Regions from separate parts of the Homo sapiens genome. Here region 1 is linked to region 2. The links are chromatin loops, found by intact Hi-C in ENCODE. Cell type or tissue: endothelial cell of umbilical vein. All regions are shown on one strand. Links, peaks and the distances in the headings refer to the core of each region. The heading gives the core; the rest is flanking DNA. Region 1 overlaps CEP162 (centrosomal protein 162). Region 2 overlaps MRAP2 (melanocortin 2 receptor accessory protein 2).

Region 1 (8,340 bases), core at 73-8,072, 160 kb before region 2:
AAAAGTGATATTTTTTCTAATCTTCATATTTATAGCACACATTTTCAGTCTTCTGGTTTTTGAAGAAAACAAAGAACAAAAGAATATTAAAAAGCAAAAAACAAAAATAAAACATTACTCATAATTATTTACCTTTTCCATATATCAGTTTTTTACAACAAACATATACTATTAAAATAAGGAAATTTTGATACTGTATAGCTTTACCAGTTTTTTCTAGTGCTCTTGGAATACAGAGCAAGACCCTCTGCTGGCCTATGAGGACGAGCACGGTCCAACCATTGACTTCCTGCTCTGGGCTTATTTCCTCTTAGGCTTACGCTCACCATCTGGGTCCAGCCTCACTGGCCTTTTTGCATCTGCAAATGTGGCCTGCCCCTCCCATTGTCATGCTTCTGTACCTACTGTGTCCCCTGCCTGTTCTGGTCTCCCTGGCCTAGTTCACCTAATTATTTCCTGGTCTTTCTTCACATCTTAGCAGAAATGTTACTTCCTCATGGAAATATTCTTGGATTTTCCTGTCTTGGTATACCCCCCCAATTAATCTTATATAATTCCTTCAAAGCAGAGTTGTAATTCACATTTAACTTTGCTCTGTGAATACTGCTGCTTCTCTGGTAACCTCCAATGGTTACTGTTTTCTTTGCCACGTCTCTTGTTCCATTAGACTTGGAAAAGGAGTAGGTTATTGTTCATTGCTGTTTCTAGACCGTTCTTCCAATCTCCTTATGAACCTTGCTATCAGACCACCTATCTACTGTGTCTCTTTGTTGCAGTTATCTACTGAACTCCGGGTTATTCCTCCTCATTCCTCAAAGATTTTAGCTGCTGTTTCACTGTGAGTCTCCAATTCTCTTGTCTAATTATTGGTGACTACATTAACTACATAGCTAATGCCTCTAATAACCTGACTTCCGAGTTCCTTAAACTTGTTTACACCAAAAAATCTTGCCTGCCACATCATAGCCACCTCTTCCCTCTAATAGCTTCTCATTTCACTTGTTATAAAAGCTAATGACCTTTAAGCTACCACCCATGCCAGTCCTGCACCCTGACGTTTTTGGCCTCCCAACTTAGACTACCTTTCTCTTGCTTATGCCCGTATCACTACACTGGCCTCCTTTCTATTCACACATGCCTGGGCATTTTCCTGGCTTAGAGGCTGTACACTGCTTTCCTCCTCCTTAAACACTCTTCCCCCATGTATTCATGTGGATTGGTCCCTCACCCCCACCAAGCCATAGCTCACGTGTTAACTTCTCAGTGAAAGCCTTCCTGACCATCCTATTTAAAGTTGTAGTACCCTCCATTCCTGCATTCTCTGTTCCTCTTTCTTGTTTTATTTTTCATCTTGGCACTTAACTGTTTTCTAATGTACTATTTAATTGCAATGTGCTTACTTATTTTACTTATTGCCTGCCTCAAATCACATGAATAAGCAGGGATTTTTGTTTTTTTTTATTCACTGATAAAGCCCCAGCATTTAGAACAATGCCTGGTGTGTAGTAGGCACCCATAAATATTTGCTGTTGATTGTCTCCTCCTGTTAGATTTTAACCTTCGTGATGGTAAAGGACTTCATTGTATAGCTGGCACTAACAATGTTCTAGGTACATAGTTTGTCAAAAAATTTGAATAAAATAAGTAATACTCAGAACCTTTGCTACATAAACATAAGTTATACTTTTTTACCCAGGATTCATAGAACATTTTTGAAACTTTTTATTATAAAAAAATTCAAACATATACATAAGTACCACATACTCCCATGTACCCATTGCCTAGCTGCAACAGTTGTTATTAACTCATGGTCAATCATTTTTCATCAATATTCTCTCTTGTTCTCCACTTTCTGACACTCAGGATTATACTGAAACAAATCTCCAACAGCATATCAATTCTCTCCACATATATTTCAAAGTATCTCTTAAAATAAATACTCTCTTTTTAAAATATAACCATAATAATGTCTAAGAAATATCTATAATAATTTCTTAGTATCATCAAATATCTAATCAGTCATAAAAAACTTTTAATATGCTTAATATATATTAGCCTTAGAGAAAATTTCAAATTCCTGAATGCTGTGAGAGACTATAATACCCTCCCGTCCCCAACAGTATGCACATAACCTGGCATGAGAACCTCTCCTGCAGTGAGCCACTGATTCCATTGTTTTAGAAATAATGACTTTGAAAGAGCTTTTACTATTTCCATCTATTTTTTGAAATGATATTTACACTAACGAAGGCTTCTGTCTAACCTAGTAGGTTTTTAATTGTACCTACTTTGCCACCTTGTATTTTGTTATAGTAATTCATGCCACCCACAGTCTATTTCCAATAGTGTTAAGAGTTCAGCACCAAAAACTCTCTGAGAAATGTAAAGAACAGAGGGAATAAGGCAGAAGATACTCTTTGAAGTGTCATGGTATACTGTATTAAGTACTTGTAATTACTTCAAAGTAATTTTAAAAAATTTTGTCTCATGGTGCAACTCTTTGAAGTATTCTATTTAATATGATACAGTGCCACCAAATAGAATTATAATCTTTCTTTTGTGAGTGTTAGGTCTGATGGATTTTTATTTAATAGAGCAGATTTATTTTATAGCTACTGTGCACAAAATTAGCATAACATTATTATTGTGTTGTCATAGTGGCCAAAACAATTCTTTGAACATAAATCTTCATCTGTATTAAATTGTGTACCTAGGACTTCTTGGAACAAATGTGAGCTATTTGAAAACAAAGAAGACTTCTCAGCCTGTTATGGAAATAGAAGAGGAGTCTGCTGAAAAGATTCAATTTCTTAAGAGCAGTGGAACCTCTCTCTTAAGTACTGATAGCTTAGAAACAAATGGTAAGAAATGCAAGGGATATGAGTTGGTAAATTATTAATTGTTATGCTTATATTCAGAATTACAAAAATTATCTTGAAGCCTCCTTTACTGAAGCATGTAGACAGATTTAATATCTTCCTAGAGGTTTAGAATTATTCTAGAGAAGCTTTAAACCTTACGTATTATTAATATGAATTCATATTTGGTGAGTGAGAGTAAATATTTGTAAAATTTTTAAAATTTACTACATAATGTCAATAAATGCATCATTCAAATCAATGTTTTCAAAATTCTGTATATTACTAAAATATATTTGTGCTTTCCATTTAGAACTAGTAGTTTCTGAGCTCAACCATAGTAGTCTCGGAGTGGGATTGGACACATTAGAAGAACAAGAGGAGAAAGAACAATTTTTTGCCAGGCTTGAGAAAGGCTTGACATCTTCCATTGATTATTCGAGATTAAATAAGGAATTGGATTCTAATGACTCTACACATTTTAAAGCTTTACATAGGTAAAGTACAGTGTAAACTATTAATGATTTTTATGATTTCTATGTTTTTGGAAGGCTGATATATGTGTGATTTTAAATAGGTAAACATTATAACAGGCAAACTTAAATCTTATTTTTTAAATCTATTATCTGTTCATTTTATAGTTAGGGTTTTTCTTATGTGTGAGTAGAATATGTTTCTTGGTATTTGAGAGCCCATGCTGCCTCCACAATCTGAAATTTCATGCTATTGAGACTAATAGTACATTGCCAAGAAGTCCTTACTAGGAAAGTCATTTATTAATTCATTTTCCACAGACAAATAAAGAGAGTCCAGGTTACCATTATAAACTCAGGAAAAAAAATAACAGAAAGGGAAGTGGGAACCAAGGAGCAAAGACAAGTTTGATCTGTGTCTTAACCTCTGTATGGTTGGCCCTGATGGTTATCGGGAAACCTCATTTATTCTAGAAATCCCACTAGTTCACTGAACTGGTCCTCTCTTTATTACACTAGACCATTGCCATTCTCAAGACCTTTGAAACCTGAGGTCTTTAATGCCCTTATTTAGTTATCCATGTAATTCTTAAAATTATGAATGGAAAGAAGATCATAATTTTATTTAGGATTTTGAGATCACAAAGGTATAATTAAGGGTCAGGAGAATCATAATCTCTGATTATTAGAGTGCCTAGGCTCTGCAGGATGGTTAGTTTTTTATAGACAGTGGATAAAGAAATGCATTTACCTTCATGAACTTTGCGGGGTCTGAGATTTTTACCCTACTTGGCAAGCTAACAAGCTAGCCTTCCGGTTTTATGATGTTGACAATAGACAGAAGATTCCTGGATCAGAATTAAAGAACAAAGGCAGTACCTGAGTGTCGCATTTGTTCGCATTGGTTCCCCATGCCCTATGATTATGCTGAGGGCAAGTCAAAGGATCCATAATGGATGTATTCACACACAATGGGCTGTGTTACAGAAGAGGAACACTGAGCTTGGAAAATGTATTACTTTTTTTTGAGACGGAGTCTCGCTCTGTCGCCCAGGCTGGAGTGCAGTGGCACGATCTTGGCTCACTGCAAGCTCCACCTCCCGGGATCACACCATTCTCCTGCCTCAGCCTCCCGAGTAGCTGGGACTACAGGCGCCTGCCACCACGCCTGGCTAATTTTTTGTATTTTTTAGTAGAGAAGGGGTTTCACTGTGTTAGCCAGGATGGTCTCGATCTCCTGACCTTGTGATCCACCTGTCTCAGCCTCCCAAAGTGCTGGGATTACAGGCATGAGCCACCGCGCCCAGCGAAAATGTATTACTTTTATAGTAAGTGGAAACAAGCCTGCTCTTTGTTTGGTCGGAAATGTTACCCAAATGGCATGGTGAAAAATGATCAGCATCTTGTACTCTTGGCATATTCAGCAAGAATGTGCAGGGACACTCAGGGCCTATGGTCATTGCCTCTCCCAACGTTGTCAATACAGATTAAGCATGCGCGGGTTTGTGGGCCACAACTTTTTGCCACTTTGCTACATTTTTTAACTTTTTTCTTATTTCTTAACAGTATTCTTATCTATTGATATTTCTGCTGTAGAACAGGCCGGTCAAAGTACAGAATAGCATTGAACATGCAATATTAGGTGTTTGTAGCTCTCATCATTATTATATAGTCTTATAGTTTCTCTAACGATCTCACTAAATAGGGTTGATAGACTGAAAAGGTAGAACTGATTCTTGGTTTGAGAGAAAGCAGTATATGAACTAATACATCCAATATAATTAAATCATACTCAAGCTCCTTTGTCCCCTTGCTTAGGTTTTGTTTTAAGGCTCCTATTCAGCTTCTGTTTCAGGATTAAATTGCTTATTAGCATGTAAGTGCTGACCTTAGCATTTTTTTTCTGGCTTTCATATGGACTTCACTGGTTCTCATAGCTTGTGGTCAGTTTCTAATCTTTAGTGTAGAAGGGATATCTAGGGTTGTAAGATAATATTTGTACATGTAAATGCACATAGTAATAAAATTGTGTATATTTAAGAAATAGGGCATCTTTTTCCTTTGTATTACTTTTAAACTGCAATTAATCAAATGCTTCGAAGATGCTTTATTTTCAAAACGTTTTCCTTAAAGTTCCCAAATTTTTAGCTTTTGATAGAACAAAAGGACTTGAGAGAGGACATGTATAATTTTAGGGATTTTTTAAAACGGTATACAGAAAGAGTTGCATGAGAATATGTTTTTAACATGTAATGCTAAATTAAATAAATATTTTTTCCAGTAATCAAGCCAACGCAGAACTAACTGATGACGAACATGAGAATGAATCGAAACATGAAGAACTGGCAGGTAATTTCATTGGTTCTTAAATTTATAATATTTGAAAAGATAATATAGCTTTTAATAAAGACATTAATAAGAAAAATAATTAAAAGGAAAATCATATTGTCTCAGAGCTTTGAATAGAGTGGGTTTGCCTGTGTTATAAACTGAGCTGCTAAGAAATTGTTGAAAGTGAACTGCCTTAAAAAGGTTTTTTTCATAGACTGCATATAGCTGGTTTTAGCATTTTTGTTCAATCTGACAGTCTCTGCCTTTTAATTGATGTGTTTTTACCCTTTACAGCAGTGTATTTATTGATATAGTTGTTTACGGTTTTGCCATTTGTTTTCTTTTCATCTTCTTGTTTTTGTTGCTTTTGTCCTTCCTTCTATTGTATTACTTATAGTATTCCATTTTATTCTTATTTTGGCTTTTTAGCTATTCTTCTTTGTTGTATTTTTTTCTTAGTTGCCCTATGAGTCACAATATATGTCTACCTTATCACAATCTACTTTCAAATAATGTTATATCACTGTATTTATATGAACTCTAACAACAATAAACTCTCCTCAACCATTTTGCTATTTTTGTCAACGTTTTTCTTCTACATGTCTTAAAAACACCACAGTGCATTATTATTATTGTTGTTAAAGCAATCAATTATCATTTAAAAGTACTTTTAAGGAATATAATAGATATTTATGTAAAAATGTGTATTTATCCATATATTTACCATTCCCAGTGCTTTGTATTCCATTGTGTAGATTTGAATTTATCTCAAATTATTTTTCTTCACCACGAAGAGCCTCCTTTCACATTTCTTGTAGTGCAGGTTACTGCTAGGAACAAGTTCTCTCAGCTTTTGTTTGTCTGAAAATATACTCTGCCTTTGTTTTTGAGGAATACTTTTACTTGATACAGAATTTTATGTAGTGTTTTTTTTTCCTTCGGGCAGTTTAATGATTTTATTCTATTGTCTTTTGACCTTATTTCTCATGAGAAGTTTCCGGTAATTCCTATTATTGTGATTTTGTATATATCATGTATTTTTTTTCTCTATTTTCAAGGTTTTATCCTTTTTTTTTTTTGGCAATTTGACTATGGTGTATCATGGTATGCTTTTCTTATATTTATTCTGTTCAGAGTTGGTTGAGCATCATTGATCTATGGATTTATAGTTTCCATCAAAATAAAAAATATTTTGGCCATAAATTCTTAAAATATTAATAATAATGCTGCTTTCCGCTTCCTGCCCTCTGACCCTAATTATGTTAGAATGCTAAGCTTTGTTTTATGGGTCACTAAGACTATTCCATTTTTTAAAAACTTTTTTTCTTTCTGTGCTTCACTGTTCACAATAGAACAGTTCCTATCACTGTTCTTTTGCTTCAAGTTACTGGTTTTTTTCCTTTCTTTAATCTGCTATTAATCTCTTTTTTTTTTTTTTTTTTTTTTTTGAGATAGAATCTTGCTCTGTCAGCCAGGCTGGAGTGCAGTGATACCATCTCGGCTAACTGCAAGCTCCGCCTCCCGGGCTCATGCCATTCTGCTGCCTCAGCCTCCTGAGTAGCTGGGATACAGGCACCCACCACCACACCTGGCTAATCTTTTGTATTTTTAGTAGAGACGGGGTTTCACTGTGTTAACCAGGATGGTCTTGATCTCCTGACCTCATGATCTGCCTGCCTTGACCTCCCAAAGTGCTGGGATTACAGGCATGAGCCACCATGCCTGGCCCAATCCCATCCTTTTTTTTTTTCTTTCACTCTAACAGTTCATTTTGGATCTTTGTTTTAAAATTCTTTAGCATTTTTCTTCATTATGTTCATTTTTTTCAAGTCCTTAATATTAAACATATTTTACAGATCTCAGTATTTGTTCATTTCTGTGTGTCTTTTCTGTTGGCTATTTAGTTTCGTGACACTTTTTCCTGCCTCTTAGAAGTCTAGTAATTTTTTATTGGATATTGGGTATTGTGAATTTTATGTTATTCAGTGTCTGGATTTTATTTTCTTCTTTTAAAGAGTATTATTGAGCCTTGTCTGGTAAGTAGTTGATCCTACCACTTGATTTTTTTCAAGGCTTTTCTTATGCTTTGTTAGCAGAAGTCTAGAGTAGCTCTAGTAACCTCTAACCCTACTGCTAAGGCACATCCCAATGCCCCTAGTGATCAATGAGGTCTCTCCACTTAAGCAGATTAGAGTTCAAAAGTCTCCCTGTCTTGTATGAACTGTGAGAATTGTCTAACTTACAGCATCCCACTTGTTCTTGGCTCATTTTATGCATTAACAGCTTAGTATTCAGCAAAGACTCAAGGGCACCCTATGCAGATTTCTGGGGCTTTGTTTTCACTTAGGCACCTCCTCTCTTGATTACTGTCTTATATTTTATAAATTGCCTCAGCCTTTCTGAACTTATCTCGCTCTCCTCTACTCAGTGATACTGTCCCAATCTCCCCGCCCCTGCTCACTACTTCAGAACATATGTGCCTTCAGGTAATTGTAGGCTAGCTCACTTGTTTTCTTAGGAATCACATTTTTTTGCTGCCAGTTGTCTAATATCTGAAAATAGTTGTTTTATATATTGTGTTGTTTACAAAGAAAGTACAATCCCTTTAACTCCAACATGGCAGAGGAGAAAGTCCTCTAGATTGGCAAAAAATTAAAAATTTGCAGCTAAGTTTGCCA
Region 2 (8,340 bases), core at 246-8,245:
TTAACTGTTAACTCTACCTAATGAAGCAAGGATGTTCCATGCTGGCCAGTCAGCATTCAGTTATGACTGGAGTTGAGTAGCAACGTCTCACAGAATTACATTTCCTTGCTCTGTGCTGGACCCTTAATTACTCCAATAGCATGAAACACAATTCATGCCTAGAACACAGTGTTAGAAATGATCGCAGGCTATTCTGGTCCATCATTATGAGCACACATGGATACACTGCTCTCCACAGCTCCAGGAAACCAACTGGGATGAAAAGATGCTGCTGTGTTACAAAAGAAGGTTCTTCAAATAACAGTTCCAGATCCTATTTTTATACATATTTTTGATAGTTCAAACATTCACAGTTTGGAGGAGCTAAAAAAGCAAATGCTTTTTAAAAATTCTCAATCTCAGCTTGACATTGATTCATGTTCTCCTACTATGGGAATTTTTTAGTCTTTCATCAATTAGAATCACCAAGGCCCTCCTGTACCATTCCTGAGCAATCAGCCTATGTGTGGAGGCGAGATGTTTTGTAGAATTTGGGAGGTAGAGGACAGAGAGTTCTGTAAAGAAGAAAGAATGCTCAGGAGAAGTAATCCTTGGGGATTTCACAGGTTAAGAGAAATACAATTATGCTTTCAATGAGGAATTGTATAAAACTTACATTTATGAGCCTTCAGTCCTTCAAAGGAAACTGGTCCAATCTCATAATATTCATATTCCCAGGTGTAATCAGAATTAGATGCCGATTGCTGGGAGGTTCTGTTAGAAATTAACCTCTGGGCGGACATCTCCGACCTGCACAAATGGAGAAAGTCAAGCGCAGAACCTGTTAATTCATCCAGAGCTGCACAGTTACCTTAATTACTCTTGATCGCATTCAGGAGTTTGGCAGCAAACCCCTTGAGGAGGTCTTACCTCCTAGGCCAGGAGAGGTTCTTACCAGCTGCTCACACCTCATATCATGTGGCCACTACTTCCTTTTCTCTTGCCACTAGAGTGGAATAATGTATTTGAAATCAGACACTGTATATTTTTTTGAACTTAACCCAATGCCTGGCACATAACAAATGTTCAGTAACTGATGAAGGAAAGAAGGAAAGGAGGGAAAGAGTATGTCAAAATCTCTGAGCTTACAGCTTCAGCCTCAGCACCTATACCTGCAAGAGTATGTAAAGAGCCTGCTGAAACTAGTTCATTGCTGATACTAATTTGATGTATTACTCAATCTCAGATTGACATTGATTTATGTTCCCCTATAAGGGAATTTTTTAGTCTTTCATCAATTAGAATCACCAAGGGCCTCCTGTACCATTCCCAAGCAATCAGCCTATGTGTGGAGGCGAGATGTTTTGTGGGATTTGGGAGGTAGAGGACAGAGAGTTCTGTAAGAAGAAAGAATGTTCAGGAGAAGTAATCAAATTAGTATCAGAAATGAACTAGCTCAGTAGGTATCCATTCAACACCTACTATGCAACAATGGAGATGAGCAACCTAAGGTTTTGTTTGTTTGCTTTTCTTGCTTCCAGTGGGTTTGGAGGAAACTAAGTTTAATAAAATGGAGTGAATAAAGAAAAACAGGCAGCAAAAGTTGCATAGTGGATCTTGCAGAAGATACTCAACAGAAGTCCACAACTTGTCCAACTGCTTACTCCTGAAATTTATGATATTTTCAGGATTTCCCAAGTATCTTTGTTAACTGTGACTATTTTAGACCAAAAAATCCTGACTTCTTTGGGAGAAGATGGTTGCACTGCGCAGCACGGATACCGAAGGTGATAAGTCAATGCAGCCTGTGTTCAATAACTGTGTTTGAGCACCTACTGTGTGCAAGACACCGCACACTGTGGGGTGGGCAGAGATGCCTGAGACAGATCAGTACTCCACAGACCTTCCCTTATAATGGAGAAAGGAAGACAAAGTGACAAATAGCAGTAACATAAGGGAAAATCTGAATGAAATGTCAGCGGTAACAAAGATTCACTGAGCAGTCACCAGTCATCTTGAGCTTCAAGATTCTTGAAGCAGCCCCACTTCAAGAGCTTTCTGAGGTTTCTTTCGCCCGCATCCGTCCCCACTGCCTCCAGGGCACAATCCTCAGGGAAGCTGAGGCAAAATCACCACCACCCTTCCACCCCACTTCTGCATCACTCTCCCCTTTCCCTTACCCCTTCTTTCCCATCCCAGACATGGACTCCACAAAAAAAGACTCCAACCCCACATCATCATACTGTTCAAAGGATGGGCCCAAAAAGCCTAAAATATTTACTTTCTGGTATTTTATAGAAAAAGTTTGCCAATCCCTGCTCTAGAGCCCTGAAAAATCTGAGCTTCAGTTTTCCCACTAGTAACATGAAGATGATTATAGTACCCACTTCATGGAGTTGCCATAAAAGTTAAATGTGATGTTGCATGAAAAATTAAGAAAAATATTAGCAGGCAGCACAACTATTATTAATTAGAAATGCTGATCTTGAATAGAAAAGCCTCGCTTTGTTCTTCAGACACACCCAACTCCCTGGTCAGCCAATTCTTATCAAATGCACCAAGTGTTAATTGATTGATTCAAGCAATCTACCTGCCTCAGCCTCCAGAGTGTTGGGATTACAACTGTGAGCCACGGTGCCTAGACAAATAAATAAAACTATGACAAAAAATTACTTAAAGGCATTTAGATCATTTAAAAGTTAAAATGATCAACATTTACATCCTGGGATTCATGCTATTCTACCAACTCAAAAATAAAATGATAATCTTTCTCTCCTTTTTTTATTAAGGAAAATAAGATGAAGTCTGGTTTGATCATATCATTTTTAGTAGAAATCAACATTACAGCTACTATAATAGCAGAGCAGAGGGAGGGACTAAACTTCATCTGGAATAGAAAAATAGGGAAAAGTACTTAAAGGAATAAAGAAAATAAAGATGGAGGGTGTCGTCTATTCAGCACACCACAGAACCGAGAGCTGTTCTCCCACGGCCACGCAGTTCTCAATGTCAGCACACGGTGGGGACCCCCATTTGTGGCTACCAGGTTCCACAAGACCAGTCAGAAAGCAGCAGTAACACCACCCTCATGGGGCCGGTCAGTGTGTAAGAGTTAACTGTAAGGAATATCAACCACCCACCCTACAATAGAGACATGCCTTCTTTTACTCCCCCTTACACTATTCCCTTTCATCTAAACGAACTATTTAGGGATGGATTACTAAAGGGCATTACCAAAGGGTAATGAAAGCTACATGTGCAAAAGTCCTGAAGGTGGGAAGAGAGGAGCAAAGCTCTGACAAACACTGAGAGACAAGAATGAGTGAATACCAGAGCCAGCCTACAGGAGGTTCTCATTCTGCAGAATGAAATGTGACACCAGCTCTCCCCAGGCAGCCACCAGTTGCCTGGGTAGCCTTCAAACAAAAGGAGGGGCATTTGTCTCCACTGCCTCTTTCCTCTCACTTCTTGAATCCCAAAGATAGCTTTGGAGGACAGAACCTCTGACCTCTTCTTTAAAGCAGTCACCTAGTGCCCTTGAAAAAGTCCACAAGGCATTATTTTTTCATGCAAGCCTCAAATTAATCAGCTTAGGCCATCAGATGCACAAAGACCAACAACAAACATACGGCAGTGCTAGGGAAGTGTTCTGTGTTGTCCCCATTACCAAGCCCAGCAATGACTCTCCAAGCTTTGCTGAAACATAAGCTGGGAACTGCCAGCATGTCCAAGTAGCAGCCCCCAGAGTCTGCTATTCCCGCCACAGTGTGCATGATCTCGGCCACCCACGCAGTGAGGGAGGCAGCCTGGCCCTGAGCCTCACTCCCTGGGGTGCTGACAGGCCGGCAGCTGCTCTCTCTTGAACACAACAGCAGGAAGCGGCAGCTCCACGGGCAGCTGCTCTCTGTATGGCTGCCACTCCTGAGAACCACCCTCTCCGCACCGAGATTTTCTTAATGTCAGATTTCTTCATAAAATTAGAGTCATGAAAAATAACTTCTTTGACAGGAAACATATCCTAAACAAGCTTCCAGGAGCATGAGGGAGAGACTAAATTGCTCTTTTGAACAGCTGAAAGCATCACTGCCAACAAAAGCAAAAATGAAGATTAGGACTGCATCCGAAAGCTAGCCCTGAAAGGAAGCTTACCTTTTCCAGGTGTGCACAGGGTAGTGTGGCCCAGGCCAGCCCATTGTTGGGGAAGACGGGAGATCACAAACCCAAACAGAGAAAGCGTGGTGAGCAGGCCCAGACACCTCTCATTAAACCATCACCCCTTCTCCAACCCACATTCCCATCACTTTCATCCCTTCTTTGGACTATCCAATCTTTCCTGCTCCAACCCAGGTTCCCACACCACTCCTGGGCACTCTCTTTTCCTCCCCGCTCCCCTTTTTTTGAGACAAGGTCTTACTCTATTGCCCAGGTAGGAATGCGATGGTATGATCACAGTTCACTGCAGCATTGACCTCCCTGGCTGAAACGATCCTCCTGCCCCAGCCTCCCAAAGTGCTGAGATTACATGCATGAGCCACCACACCTGGCCTCTTTTCCTTCTTTTATTTTGAGGCGAGTCTTGCTCTGTCACCCAGGCTGGAGTGCAGTGGTGCAATCTCTGCTCACTGCCACCTCTGCCTCCTGAGTTCAAGTGATTCTCCCGCCTCAGCCTCCCAAGAAACTGGGACTCCAGGCACATGCCACCAGATCCAGCTAATTTTTGTATTTTTGGTGTAGACAGGGTTTTGCCATGCTGGCCAGGCTGGTCTACAAACTCCTGACCTCAGGTGATCTGCCTGCCTGGGCCTTCTAAAGTGCTGGGATTATAGGTGTAGTCACCGTGCCCAGTCCTCTCTACCTTCTTAAAAATGGATCAAGCAATTCTCTCCACCTCCCTGAATTTGAGGAGATGTACTCAGACATAGAACTTCTCAAAGAGTGAATAAATGTCTTTGTGTCAATATCCCTGGTGGATTACGATGGTATGCATGTTAAGGGGGCTGCTTCTTTGGAGTTAGACACTTTTTTTCCATGTTAAGGGGTAAACATCAGCAGATGAGTTTTACAAGTGACCACCAACCCAGGCACAGGACTAGCACATTAAGAAGAAATCCAAAAGGTGCCAGAAACCCTGAAAAATGAGCATGCCCCCACACAAACATGCACACAACTGACAGCACAGCTACTAAGGCATTCCAAGAAACTGCCAGCCAGTGCCACAAATCCAAAGACCTATGCTGACCAGTTTGTACAGGGGAAGACCTAATGGCCAGTCAGATGATCAAAGTTCCCAATTGCAATGACTCTCTCACCTTCCTCTTCAATCCTCAAACTCCAAAAGTAGGCATGCCACCCAGGACCACCAACCTCTGATCTGGCCCAGGCCAGAAAGGTCTTTTCAGTTACCTGTTCTTATCCTTCTTCCTCTTACTTCCAGGAATGACTGTCCCCCGCACAACATAGAGAAGTCACCCTTGTGACTCATAACGCTGTCTTTCCTCCAGCAAGGAGACTTGAGAAACCAAAGATAAAGCTCAGACACGCTGCACTTTGGTGGCTGATGAGCCCAAGGTGGGAACTTCAGAATCGCAACTTTAGAAGCTTAATTTCCTCCTTGCACAGAACAATGGTGCACCCAGCTTACTCGTGCCTAGGGTAGGGCCACACAGAAAATGAGAGACTTCAAGGTTATGAATCACACTCTGAGCCAGCTGGATCTTCTTAAAGCATCTCTATAAGGCAATGCCTCCCAGCAAGGGATCATGCTTGACCCTCTCAAAGCTGCCACAGTGTCCTCCCAGGGCAGTACTTTAAAAAAACAGTAACATGGTGTTATTCTCAAGTTTACTTCTGCTTTTTATAGAGTCTGCGTGAACCATCACCTTCTACTGGCACTTCCCACTTAATTCCCAGGTCTGCTGATTCTTTTTCTGTGAATCCATTTTAAGTCAGTGATGTCTTTCCTGGGGCGTGGATTTTTCTCTCCTCCAATTAAAGAAAAAAGGTCATGCTTCCAGGACTTTGTAGTCTTCTCCTCCTCACGACTATTTTGACTCGAGTATGACTCTTACTTTTGAAGTCTGATGCTCTGGCCACTCAATTCAGTCTAGAGACATTACACGCACGTACACACACACACACATGAATGCACGCACGCTGGGCTCTTCGTTTTCAAATGGACATACTTCCCACATTTTTCTACACTGCCAAGTTTTATGCCATTCTCTAGTGTATCCTAGAAAGTACTCAATTACCCAGCAGTCCTCAAAAAATGGTGACTGACAGCTAACAAGAGAATTCAGGATGTATCTATTTCCTGCCTATCCCCCCTTCTCCTGTGCACATAAGCAACTTGTTTCCAGCAGCAAGACAGCTAACCAAAAGTGTTCCCAAGCCTGAAGACTTCTTCCATCTTAACATAAAAATCAATGCCAATAGAAGATCAACTTCCAAAAACAGAAATGGGACTTAATATTTTACACTGATAGATATTCAGTCACCACCTGAAATAAAGAATTGCTTAATTAAGAAGTGGGCACCCTTATTTCACCAGCTGGTGTCTCAAAGGGGACAAGCAGTTTGGATTCATAAATCTACATCTTCCTGTTATGCCCTGGGCACCTATATAGTAGTAAACAGGCTAGTAAGTTTTTTGTTGTTGTTGTTGTTGTTTTGTTTGTTTTTTGTGTGTTTTTTTTCTGAGATGGAGTCTCCCTCTGTCACCCAGGCTGAAGTGCAGTGGTGTAATCTTGGCTCACTGCAACCTCCGCCTCCTGGGTTCAAGCGATTCTCCTGCCTCAGCTTCCCTAGTAGCTGAGATTACAGGTGTGCACCACCATGCCTGGCTAAGTTTTGTGCTTTTAGTAGAGAAGGGGTTTCACCACACTGGCAAGGTTGGTCTCAAACTCCTGACCTCAGGCGATCCGACTGCCTCTGCCTCCCAAAGTGCTGGGATTACAGACATGAGCCACCGCACCCAGCCAGAAGTAATTTTTAAAGTGAGTGTTTCCTGGCTCTGTAGTACTCCACAGACTAGTCCCATTCTAATAGACTTCAGCTGGACATCAAGAATTTCATGTTACACACCAGGAAAGAAGCTGTAAAGTCTCCATCTGGAGAAAATTTCCAGAGAAGAGAAGAGGCATGGCCCTGAGATGCGACTGCACCTCCGCCCCTGGCTCTACAGATTCAGGGAGCTGAATTTTCAGTTTTCCAGAGATGAGAAAGCCCTTATGGACTCAGTCATGCTAATCAAGCATAGCAGAATGATTTATAATGAGCATATCCATTTGTTGAATTAGGAAAACAATGGCCAAGCTGACCACAGCACATGTTTTACGTGGTCTGGGAAACAAAATTTAAGATCAGAAGATTAGCTGGTGAATGTAGAATCAGGACAAGGGAGTTATAATAATACGACAAAACAGGACCCTAATGCTCCATCCCACTACATGTGTGTCAACGTGTTAGACTGCCATCCTTTATTCCAGTGTCAATGGTTGCCACCACAACATGCTATCATGGTTGAGTTGGGTTCCCCATCACAGGAAAGGCATAGGCTTAACTCTCGCCTTTTCTAGACCTTGCTTTTCTTGGTCTGTACTTCAAAAAATTCTAGGCAAGTTGAGGGCATCAGTAGAATACCAAGCCAGCCACTTTTATTATAGTTAGGTTTTCTGGGTTCCCATGACTATTTTATTTTTGCTCTATTTCTAAACTGTTAGGAAAAGCATGCTTTAAATTACTAGTGTCAAGTCAAAGAATCAACTATCAAAAAGAAATGCTTCATAATGAGATACCACTACACACCCTATTAAGATGGCAATTATCAAAAATCAGAAAATAAGTGTTGGTGAGGGTATAGAGAAACTGGAACCCTTGTGCACTGCTGGTAGGAAGGTAAAAAGGTACAGCCGCTGTGGAAGACAGTATAGCAGTTTCTCAAAAATTTAAACATGGAATAACCATATGATATAGCAATTCTAACTCTGGATATATATACAAAAGAACCACAAGCAGAGACTTGAACAGATATTCATACACACCTATGTTCATAACAGTATTATTTACAATAGCCAAAAGGTCAAAACAACCCAAGTGTCTAATCACAGATGAATGATAAATAAAATGTTGTATATACAATGCAATATTAAGCCTTAAAAAGCAATGAAGTTCTGAAACATGCCACAACATTGATGAACGTTGAAAACATTATGCTAAATGAAATAAGCCAGTTACAAAGGGACAAATATTGCATGATTCTACATATATGAGGGTACCTAGAATAGCCAGATTCCTAGAGACAGCAAGTATTGGGTTGGTGCAAACATAATTGTGGTTTTTGCAAATACTTTTAACGGCAAA

The links. A loop is a pair of places that touch in the nucleus more often than their neighbours do. Peaks named below come from ENCODE experiments on the same cell type or tissue, not always from the same donor. Only the 100,000 strongest peaks of a DNase experiment are listed, where the experiment ranks them.
Region 1: it touches region 2 in a loop (2.1-fold over the local background); 3 of 110 quality-filtered maps call a loop at or near these places.

The regions. Positions count from the first base shown.
Region 1 is chr6:84,210,297-84,218,636 of GRCh38, reverse strand. CEP162 (centrosomal protein 162) reads left to right here. Exons shown (of 27, transcript NM_014895.4): 4 at 2,715-2,861; 5 at 3,172-3,355; 6 at 5,613-5,680. Among named protein-coding and RNA genes, the nearest start is that of CEP162, 13 kb to the left of the region's middle. In endothelial cell of umbilical vein, for the core only: no CTCF peak of the experiment used is centred there; no DNase peak of the experiment used is centred there.
Region 2 is chr6:84,047,761-84,056,100 of GRCh38, reverse strand. It overlaps MRAP2 (melanocortin 2 receptor accessory protein 2), which reads right to left. Exons shown (of 4, transcript NM_138409.4): 2 at 656-789. The coding sequence starts at 782. Among named protein-coding and RNA genes, the nearest start is that of MRAP2, 18 kb to the right of the region's middle. RefSeq lists an enhancer at 2,475-4,327. In endothelial cell of umbilical vein, for the core only: no CTCF peak of the experiment used is centred there; DNase peaks (open chromatin) are centred at 3,400 and 3,740; H3K27me3 peaks cover 155 bases.